2 separate regions of the Homo sapiens genome follow, and region 2 is linked to region 1. Evidence: chromatin loops called from intact Hi-C (ENCODE). Cell type or tissue: CD4-positive, alpha-beta T cell. All regions are shown on one strand. Links, peaks and the distances in the headings refer to the core of each region. The heading gives the core; the rest is flanking DNA. Region 1 has its middle 34 kb from the start of ZNF557. Region 2 overlaps LOC124904628 (a long non-coding RNA gene).

Region 1 (5,376 bases), core at 276-5,275:
TTTAGTAGAGACGGAGTTTCACCATGTTGGCCAGGCTGGTCTCGAACTCCTGACCACAGGTGCGCCTGACCTACTTTATTTCTTTTATACATTACTTCTGTATCTCCTTACCCCATCTTTCCCTCTGTCTTTCCTTCTATGTAGGACTTTTCTGTCTTCCCATTTTTTTCTCTATTTCCCCCTCTCCTCCTCCCACTCTTGTCTTATTTTTCTTCTCTCCCTTTGCTTCCCTTGTGTGTGTTCCTTAGTTTCTCTCCTTCTTGGTCACTCTCTCTGAGTTATTTCTCCAGTTTTGGTCTCACTTGTTTCTCTTTTTTTGCTTGTGTATTTCTGCTACCCAATCTTCCTGTCACACTATAATTTGGGCTTTGCTTTTCTTTCTCTCTCATTTCACCTTCCTCCTCCCACTCATATCTCTGACCTCCTCCCCCTTTTCTACCATTCTGTTTCTACCTCTACTTCTCTTGGGGCCTTTTTTTTTTTTATCTATCTGTATTTGTAATTTCCTATATGTTTGTCTATTGCCTTCTCTTCATCCACCCATCCATCTATCTGTCCTTCTTTCCTTCCTTTCTATCCATCCACCCACCCATTTGTCTGTATATCCATCTTGTCTATCCATTCATCATCTATCCACCTACCTGTCCATTCATCCACCCATCCATCCATTTATCCATCCACCTATCCATCCATCCATCCATTCATCCATCCATCCATCATCTATCCCTCTTCTTGTCTGTCCATCAATTTATCTGTCTGCCTGTCCTTTCATCCAAGGCTCCTATCCAGTGGTAAGACCCTGACAGGCTGAGAAAGCAAGGCACAGGCTTTGGTTTCATAGACCACAGCCTCACAACCAGAGGAGGAACTCTGGCTGGGCTCTGGGTTAGAATGGGGATGTGGGTTGCTGAGACAGTCAGACTTGGGAGCCAGGAAATGCAAATTCTGGCCTTGGCTCTGCTCCATGTGTGTTCTGCATGACCACAGATGAGACAGTGGTCATCAGGATAGTACACAAGTGAGAGAAAACATCTTCAAAGTACTTCACAAAAGAGGGAAGCCATAATTTTAATAGGGCTGACATAGTTGGTGGGTGGTTTAGACTATGAGTCCATGGTCTAATGTTCTCAACTGTTGATCTCCAGGCTCCTTAGAGGTTGCTGACCCATTTCCTGAAGCATAACCCCAGGAGTGGGAGGCCACTGTGTTGGAGTCACTGTAGTGGATTCTGTAGTGGATGCTGTAGTGGATGTGGTGATTGCTGTGGTGGATCCATGATGCTGTAGTGGAGGTAGCAGATGCTGTAGTGGAGGTAGTGGATGCTGTAGTGGAGGTAGTGGATATTGAGGTGGAGGTAGCGGATGCTGTAGTGGATGCTGTAGTGGATGCAGCAAGAGCCACGGCACATCCACTGTCGTGGATGCTGTCATGCACCACCCAGATCACCTCTTCAGAACCAAGTGCTCACTCTTCCAACTTCCAGGAAAGTTGTCTTCTGGGGGCGGACAACTGAGTCCCTCTTCTGGAACTTTCCCAGGCTTAAGGGAGCTATTTTGTCCAAGGTTATTCCCCCTTCCCAGAGAGCAGCCGCATTTGATGGTTGATGGGGTATGACAGGTTGGTCCCCGTGCCTAAACAATGAGATGAATTCAACTGTGCAACCCCAATATATTGAACTCTTAGTCCCCAGGACCTCAGAATGTGGCCTTATTTGGAAATAGGGTTTTTCTGGGGAGTATTTTTGTTTGTTTGCTTTTGAGATAGAGTTTCGCTCTTGTTGCCCAGGCTGGAGTGCAATGGAGCAATCTCAGCTCACTGAAACCTCCGCCTCCTGGGTTCAAGTGATTCTCCTGCCTCAGCCTCCCAAGTAGGTGGGATTACAGGCATGTGCCACCATGCCCGGCTAATTTTTTATTTTCAATAGAGACAAGGTTTCTCCATGATGGGCAGGCTGGTCTCGAACTCCCGACCTCAGGTGATCTGCCCGCCTTGGCCTCCCAAAGTGCTGGGATTACAGGCATGAGCCACCGCACCCGGCCTTGTATTCTTTTTTTGTTTTTGAGATGGAGTCTCGCCCTTGTTGCCCAGGTTGGAGTGCAGTGGCACGATCTCGGCTCATTGCAATCTCTGCCTCCTGGGTTCAAGCGATTCTCCTGCCTCAGCCTCCCGAGTAGCTGGGACTACTGGCATGTGCCACCAAGCCCGGCTAATTTTGTTTAATTTTTAGCAGAGACAGGGTTTTGCCATGTTGGCCAGGCTGGTCTCAAACTGCTGACCTCAAGTGATCAGCCCACCTTGGCCTCCCAAAGTGCTGGGATTACAGGTGTGTATTCATCTTTTTAAATGTTGTGTAGTAGGACTGTTTTTCAAGATAATTAGCCTGCCATACTGCAGACAAGTCTCCTTGTCTCATATTGATCTTTTTTTCTTATGGGCTTCTTCCCAGCTGAGTCAACTTTACATTCCAGAGAAGAAAGTGAAGGCCATCGATTATGAAACTTCCATTGCTCACTGTAATCTGTGATCAGAAAGGGAGTGGCTCCCTTGTCTGTGGAGTTGAAGAGATTTCCCTTGTTCAAAGTGAGTAATTGTAAATTGCATTCTAGGAGACCAATGTATTGTTCTTAATGGAAGGAGTAAATGCTAATTGGCTCACATGTTTAATTGGTGATTATTGTTTTCAGAAGACAGACATATGTTAGCCATCAGCGCAATCATTTGGAAGAGGTTAAAGCCATTGAGGAATGAAAATCATTGAGGAAAAGAGTTAAAGTCATTGAGCCTGGTTACGGCCACGCTCGGTGGCTCACGCCTGTAATCCCAGCACTTTGGGAGGCCGAGGCGTGTGGATCACCTGAGGTCAGGGGTTTGAGACCCTCCTGGCCAACATGGTGAAACCCCATCTCTACTAAAAATACAAAAATTTGTGGCCGGGCGCGGTGGCTCATGCCTGTAATCCCAACACTTTGGGAGGCCGAGGTGGGCGGATCACCTGAGGTCGGGAGTTTGAGATCAGCCTGACCAACATGGAGAAACTCCATCTCTACTAAAAATACAAAAAAAAAAAAAAAAAAAAGAGCTGGGCGTGGTGGCACATGCCTGTAATCCCAGCTACTAAGGGGGCCTGAGGCAGGAGAGTTGTTTGAACCGGGGAGGTGGAGACTGCAGTGAGCTGAGATCACGCCACTGCACTCCAGCCTGGGCGACAGACCACGACTCCATCTCAAAACAAACAAAAAACAAAGTGAATAAATTGTATAGTTGCTCTCTAGGAGACAATTGCATTGTTCTTCATGGAAGGAGTTAATGCTAATTGGCTCACATGTCTAATTGGTGATTATTGTTTTCAGAAGATGGACATCAGGGCAAACATTTGGAAAAGAGCTTGTGGATTTAGGGTGGTGCAATACTGCCATCTTCAGGGCATATTTTGAAATAAAAAAAGAACGGCACTCTAGATGTGTCAGCCGTGGGAAAAACGGATGAAAGTATTAGAAACTCCTCATTGAAAGAGGCCAGGGAGGCTAGGCACGGTGGCTCATGCCTATAATCCCAGCACTTTGGGAGGGTGAGGCAGGTGGATCACCTGAGGTCACGAGTTCGAGACCATCCTGGCCAACATGTTGAAACCCTGTCTCTACTAAAAAATACAAAAATTAGCCAGGCATGGTGGCGCTTGCCTGTAACCCCAGCTACTTGGAAGGCTGAGGCAGGAGAATCGCTTGAATCCAGGAGGTGGAGGTTGCAGTGAGCTGAGATGGCGCCACTGCACTCCAGCCTAGACAACAAGAGAGAAACTCTGTCTCAAATTAAAAAAAAAAAAAGTTCAGGGAGACCACAAAATCAAGATAAGGATGTTCTTTTTTATCTTGATTTGGTTCTCTCATTGTCTCTTTCGCTCATAGCGCGATGGTTAAGGGTACTGATTCTGCAGTGAGACTATCCCATTTAAATCCCTTACCAGCTGCGTAACCTTAGGTAAGTTACTTAACCCCTCTGTGCCTTCGTGTTTCAGTTTCCTCATTCGTAAAACAGTGTTATCATGCAAGTCCTCCAAAAAGCAAACACCAAAACAGAATTCCAATGTGAGGATAAACAGGTGAGGGGCCAGGTCTCAGCGCAGTTCAGAGAAACTGTCTGTCAGGCCGATGGGGTGTCCCTATGCAAATATCACCAATGAGCATTCACTGGGGGCAGAGAACATGCAGCTGTTGCCGATGGAGCAGCCCTCGCAGGGGACGGTGGCAGGGCCGGAGCAACAGGACCGGGAGGGCAGGAGGACCTGAAACCACCGGAGAAGTTCATCTTACTCATCAATATAGAGCTGATTTATCAAGGCAGGAGAATTGGAATAGAGAAAGAATTCAAAACATGCACATTGGCCGGGCACAGTGGCTCACGCCTGTAATCCCAGAACTTTGGGAGGCCGAGGCGGGCGGATCATGAGGTCAGGAGATCGAGACCATCCTGGCTAACACGGCGAAACCCTGTCTCTACTAAAAATACAAAAAATTAGCCGGGCTTGGTGGTGGGCGCCTGTAATCCCAGCTACTCGGGAGGCTGAGGCAGGAGAATGTCATGAAGCCGGGAGGCGGAGCTGGCAGTGAGCCGAGATTGCACCACTGCACTCCAGCCTGGGCGACAGAGCGAGACTCCGTCTCAGAAAATACAAACAAACAAACAAAATGCACGGCCGGCTAAATGGGGAACCTGAAAATTTGGAGGCTAGGGTTTTTTAAAGATAGTTTCGTGGGCAGGGAGGCAGGGAACAGGTGCTGTTAATTGGTCCAGGATGCGTGGAAATAAACAGTCCTTGTGTGCTGAGTTTGTTTCTGGGTGGGGGCCACAGGAATCATCCGGTCGTCAGAAATGCAAAAGTCTTTATTTATTTATTTATTTATTTATTTATTTATTTATTTATTTAGACAGAGTCTCTGTTGGGAAAAGGGCTTGTGGGGTGCCTGTATAAACTGGCCATAAAAATATGGGACAATAAGTTGTGGAAAGCCACAAAAGGCTTCTGAGGAGGAAAGCCTCCTAATTGCCATCATGTTCACATGCTCAGAGCGAGACCTGCTCTCTTATCTGTAAACACTGTGTTCAAGGAGAAAGACACTCCTTTGAAACACTGGAATGTGGACAGACGTGCAGGCTCCTAGTAAAGCCTGCTCCCACTAGCTACTCTCCGATAAGTTAAAGATATGTTGTTTGAGCACAACGGAGAATCATTTAAACCACTATTGCTATAGATTACGCGTATGACGCACTGCCTCCCTTTCACTGTTTTGCCCTGAACATCTGCTTCTCAGATCTAAGTGATTGTACTCAATAGTGTGGAGACCAGAGCTCTGAGCCTTTTGCCGCCTCCTACCTCGC
Region 2 (5,376 bases), core at 55-5,054, 700 kb before region 1:
TGAAGGTGGGGTTCAATCATGTAGATAATGGTTGGATCAACCCCACCTACTTTTTAATCCTGCCTATTTTTAAATACAAAACTAGCCGGGCATGGTGACACACACCTATAATCCCAGCTACCAGGGAGGCTGAGGCACGAGAATCCCTTGAACCTGGGAGGTGGAGGATGCAGTGAGCTGAGATTGTGCCACTGCACTCCAGCCTGGGTGACAGAGTGAGACTCCATCTAAAAAACAAATAAATGAGGCCAGGCGCGGTGGCTCACACCTGTAATCCCAGCACTTTGGGAGGCTGAGGCGGGTGGATCACGAGGTCAGGAGATCAAGACCATCCTGGCTAACATGGTGAAACCCCGTCTCTACTAAAAATACAAAAAATTAGCTGGGCGTGCTGGTGGGCACCTGTAGTCCCAGCTGTTCCGGAGGCTGAGGCAGGAGAATGGCCTGAACCTGGGAGGTGGAGCTTGCAGTGAGCTGAGATCACGCCACTGCACTCCAGCCTGGGAGACAGCGAGACTGTGTCTCAAAAAAAATAAAGTAAATAAATAAATAAATAAATAAATAAAACAAAACAAAAAAGAAGAGCTCACCAGAGCCAGCAGCCTGAAACAAAAGTGCTGGTGGAAAGGTTTATGGGGTGCCAGTTTAGTCAGTCACCCCTGTGTAGGACACCTATGGAAAACTGTAGGGGGCCCTTAGGAGAATCATCTCCGCAAGCCATTAAGTTCCCAGGCCAGAGGGCATGACCTGCTCTGCGGCTTTACACAGAATGCTCTGGGCTGACACACTCCCTTGAAGTGTTGGAACGTGACCAGACATCCTAGCTCCTTGTAAAACCGGCCCCCACCAGCTGCAGCCCGATAAGTTAAAGACTGTCTTAGCAGTTAGACATATGCTTTTAGCTTAAAGGAAATTCATATAACCGCCACTGCTCTACATCTTTCCAATGACGTACGCTCCCGCTCCTTCACCGTTTCATCCCAGCTGCTTCTTAGATCAAAAGATTGTGCTCAATAAATCGTCAGGCAACCAGAACTCTGGGCGTTTTGCAGCCTTCACTCTAGCAACTGGCCCCCTGGGCCTGCTTTAAAATCTTAACTTGTCTTTTCTCATTCCTTTGTCGCCACCGGACTTCAGGTACCCACGGGTAGTGTTGAGGCTGGACCCCACCATCTGGCGCCCAACGTGGTATCTCCAAAACAACCGGGTGAAGGAATGCAGGAGCGTCGAAAATGAAGGACCGACAGATGGAGAACTCCCAAGGACGAAAAGTTTTTTTTTAATTTTTACTTATTTATTTATTTATTTATTTTTGAGACGGAGTCTCGCTCTGTCACCCAGGCTGGAGTGCAGTGGCTCGATGTCGGCTCACTGCAAGCTCCGCCTCCCGGGTTCACGCCCTTCTCCTGCCTCAGCTCCCAAGTAGCTGGGACTACAGGCGCCCGCCTCCACGCCCGGCTAACTTTTTGTATTTTTAGTAGAGACGGGGTTTCACCATGTTAGCTATGATGGTCTTGATCTCCTGACCTCGTGATCCGCCCGCCTCGGCCTCCCAAAGTGCTGGGATTACAGGCGTGAGCCACCGCGCCGGCCAACGAAAAGACTTTTAAGCTCTGCAGGTAAGCGGGGCGCTCGGAGAATTCCAGGGTAACAACAGGAAATTGTGGGTCAGGCTGAGAGTAGACATAATAATTATTTGAGTTTGGTGCGGCAGTTATTGTGCCACTGTGGTTAAACGTGAGCACCCAAAATCTTCTGTCCCTGTTTCAGCTAATAGAACAATATTCTCCTTGGTTCCCGGAACACAGCTCCATGGATTTGAAAGACTGGGAAAAAATAAGGGCTGACTTCAAACAGGCACAAAAAGAGGGTCAAGAAATTCCTTTCTCCGCTTGGTCTGTGTGGGCGGCAGTGAAAACAGCACGTGAGCCTTTGCAGACTGAGGAGGAACCAGCATTTGGAAATGAAGGAGACGAGTTTGACGGTCAGGAGAGTGCACCATCTAGCTCCAGTTTAAAAAAGGCGGAGAATCAGGAGGTTATATATGCTAACCAAACACATATGAAAGAGACCGTCCAACCTACCGCACCCTCAGGGGAAGCTCCGGAATGGCCACCCGCGCCTAAGCCTTGTGAATTGCGGGCATGGAAGCCTGAGACGCGGTTCGCCGCGCCCATTGTTGCAAAACCTGCCGTTAATTACGGTAAAGGGATGATTCAGGCTCAGCCACCAGTTAATTAAAATTCAGGCTCGCCCTGCCGTTCATTACGGGGAAGGAGCAATTTCCCTTAAAAATGGATGACCCAGCGCCCTGTCTGGGTCGAACAGTGGCCGATCCCTAAGGAAAAATTGGGGGCGCTTTATGAAATAGTTAAAGAATTACTAGAAAAAGGACATGTTTCACACCCACTTTTTCTCCTTGGAATTCCCCAGTATTTGTAATTAAGAAAAAGTCCGGCAGATGGCGCATGCCGACCGATTTACTAGCGGTCAACGCTGTAATTCAACCGATGGGAGCTTTACAACCAGGGCTCCCATCCCCCATTATAATCCCTAAAGACTGGCCGCTTGTTATTATAGATTTAAAAGATTGCTTTTTTTTTTTTTTTTTTTTTTTTTTTTTTTTTACAATTCCTTTAGCAGAGGCAGATTTCGAAAAATTTGGCTTTACCATCCCTGCAGTTAATAATAAAGAACCTGCAGCCAGATATCATTGGAAGGTTTTACCTCGGGGTATGTTAAACAGTCTCACAATTTGTCAGACTTTTGTAGGCAGAACTATCCAGCCTGTTAGAGATCAATTTCCAGATGTGTGCAGCAAAAAATAGAGGCCAACTTATTCAATGTTATTCATCTTTGCAAAAGGCAATTACAAACGCTGGATTGCTTAAAGCATCTGACAAAATTCAAACAACCACTCCTTTTCAGTATTTGGGAATGCAAGTACAGGATAGAGCATTAAGCCTCAAAAGGTTCAAATTAGAAAAGCTTCTTTAAAAACCTTAAATGGGCGGGGGGGCAGTGGCTCACGCCTGTAATCCCAGCACTTTGGGAGGCTGAGGCGGGCGGATCACAAGGTCAGGAGATCGAGACCATCCTGGCTAACACAGTGAAACCCCGCCTCTACTAAAAATACAAAAAATTAGCCGGGCGTGGTGGCTGCGCGCCTGTAGTCCCAGCTACTCGGGAGGCTGAGGCGGGAGAATGGCGTGAACCCGGGAGGCGGAGCTTGCAGTGAGCCGAGATCAAGCCACTGCCCTCCAGCCTGGGGGACAGAGCAAGATTCCGTCTCAAAAACAAAAACAAAAACCAAATAAACCTTAAATGATTTTCAAAAATTGTTAGGCGATATTAATTGGATTCGGCCCACCTTAGGAATTCCTACTTATGCTATGTCTAATCTCTTCTCAATACTGAGGGGAGACTCCAGTTTACACAGTAAAAGAGAACTAACACCCGAGGCCATGAAAGAGTTAAGAGTAATTGAAGAAAAAATTCCGCAAGCCCAGGTCAGTAGGATTGACCCAGACTTGCCTTTACAATTCATTGTTTTCCCTACTTCACACTCCCCAACGGGGATTATTGTTCAAAATAATGATTTAGTTGAATAGTCCTTTTTGCCACGTAATACCATAAAAACACTTACAGTATATTTAGATCAGATGGCAATTTTAATTGGACAGGCTCGTATGCGAGTTGTTAAACTTTGTGGCACTGAACCTAATAAGATTATAGTTCCTATAAATAAAAATCAGGTTAAACAGGCATTTATTAATTCAGTTACATGGCAAGTTTATTTAGCAGAATTTGTTGGATGTATTGATAATCATTATCCTAAAAATAAAACTTTCCAGTTCTTAAAATTAACTACATGGGTTCCTCCGAAAATTACTCGTGATGCCCCTTTGGAAGGAGCTGTGACTGGTTTTTTTGTTTTGTTTTTGTTTTTTGAAACGGAGTCTCGCTGTGTCGCCCAGACTGGAGTGCAGTGGCGCTATCTCGGCTCACTGCAAGCTCCGCCTTCCCGGTTCACGCCATTCTCCTGCCTCAGCCTCCCCAGTAGCTGGGACTACAGGCGCCTGCCACCACGCCCTGCTAATTTTTTTGTATTTTTAGTAGAGACGGGGTTTCACCGTGTTCTCAATCTCCTGACCTCGTTATCCGCCCGCCTCGGCCTCCCAAAGTGCTGGGATTACCTGCATGAGCCACCGCGCCCGGCGGGAGCTGTGACTGGTTTTACTAATGGGTCTGGTAAAGATGGAAAAGCGGCAGTCTGGTGGAGACCACGTAATCCAATCACTGGATCTAAATTTACTAGCATTCGGAGAGCTGAGGCTGTTCTGTTTATTTATTAAATTACTTTTACAGCCTTAAGTTCGCTCTGGAGCCCACTCTGTGTGCCTCTTTTTCTTCAACTTCAGCAATTGCCGGACCAAGGTACACATCCTATTTTTATTACACACGTTTGAGCCCACAGATCTCTGCCTGGCCCATTGGCTTGTGGCAAGATCAAGCAGACCTTCAGGTTATGACATCACTGCTTGACCAAGCCACCCAATCACATCAATTTTTCCACCAAAATTGGAGAAACTTATCTAAACAATTTCAACTAGCCCAGAGACTGGCTAAACAAATTATCCTACAATGCCCAGATTACCAGCTGACAGGCACGTTTCCTCCTTAAACAGGTGTTAACCCTAGAGGATTGGAACCTAATCAGTTGTGGCAAACAGATGTTAAACACATCCCTAAATTTTGGAAACTAAGATATGTACATATATCCATTGTTACCAACACTCATCTAATTATTGTACATTAGAAAGAGAAATAGAAAAAAATAAGAGAGAGACTAGAAGAGACAGAAATCAGAAAAAGATGCAAAAAGAAAGACTAAGGAAAGAAATGAAGTAGGAAGAAGGGAAAGGAAATATTAAGAAAGTTATAAAAATGTACCTTTAGTAAGGAAAGTTATAAAACATACAAAGTTAAGGCATGTTGGCTGGGTGTGGTGGCTCACGCCTGTAGTCCCAGCACTTTGGGAGGCCGAGATAGGCGGATCACAAGGTCAGGAGATCGAGACCATCCTGGCTAACATGGTGAAACCCCGTCTCTACTAAAACTACACAAAATTAGCTGGGCGTGGTGGCTGGCGCTTGCAGTCCCAGCTACTCGGGAGGCTGAGGCAGGAGAATGGCGTGAACCCGGGAGGCGGAGTTTGCAGTGAGCCGAGTTCTTGCCACTGCACTCCGGTCTGGGTGACAGAGCAAGACTCCGTCTCAAAAAGAAAAAAAAAAAAAAGAAGAAAGTTAAGGCATGTTGAAGATTGTCTGTGAAAGTCATGAAAAATGTTATAAAAAGGAATTTGTGCAAGAAAGG

What was found. Peaks named below come from ENCODE experiments on the same cell type or tissue, not always from the same donor. Only the 100,000 strongest peaks of a DNase experiment are listed, where the experiment ranks them.
Region 2: a loop joins it to region 1, with 16 times the contacts of the local background. A loop is called at or near these places in 25 of 110 quality-filtered maps.

Annotation. Positions count from the first base shown.
Region 1 is chr19:7,100,534-7,105,909 of GRCh38, reverse strand. No RefSeq gene overlaps it. Among named protein-coding and RNA genes, the nearest start is that of ZNF557, 34 kb to the right of the region's middle. RefSeq lists enhancers at 2,411-2,910, 2,911-3,412. In CD4-positive, alpha-beta T cell, for the core only: a CTCF peak has its summit at 3,360; DNase peaks (open chromatin) are centred at 3,419 and 3,879.
Region 2 is chr19:7,796,843-7,802,218 of GRCh38, reverse strand. All of the region lies in intron 1 of LOC124904628 (a long non-coding RNA gene), which reads right to left. Among named protein-coding and RNA genes, the nearest start is that of EVI5L, 31 kb to the left of the region's middle. In CD4-positive, alpha-beta T cell, for the core only: CTCF peaks have their summits at 2,278 and 2,495 (motif pointing right); DNase peaks (open chromatin) are centred at 2,188 and 2,478; H3K27me3 peaks cover 986 bases.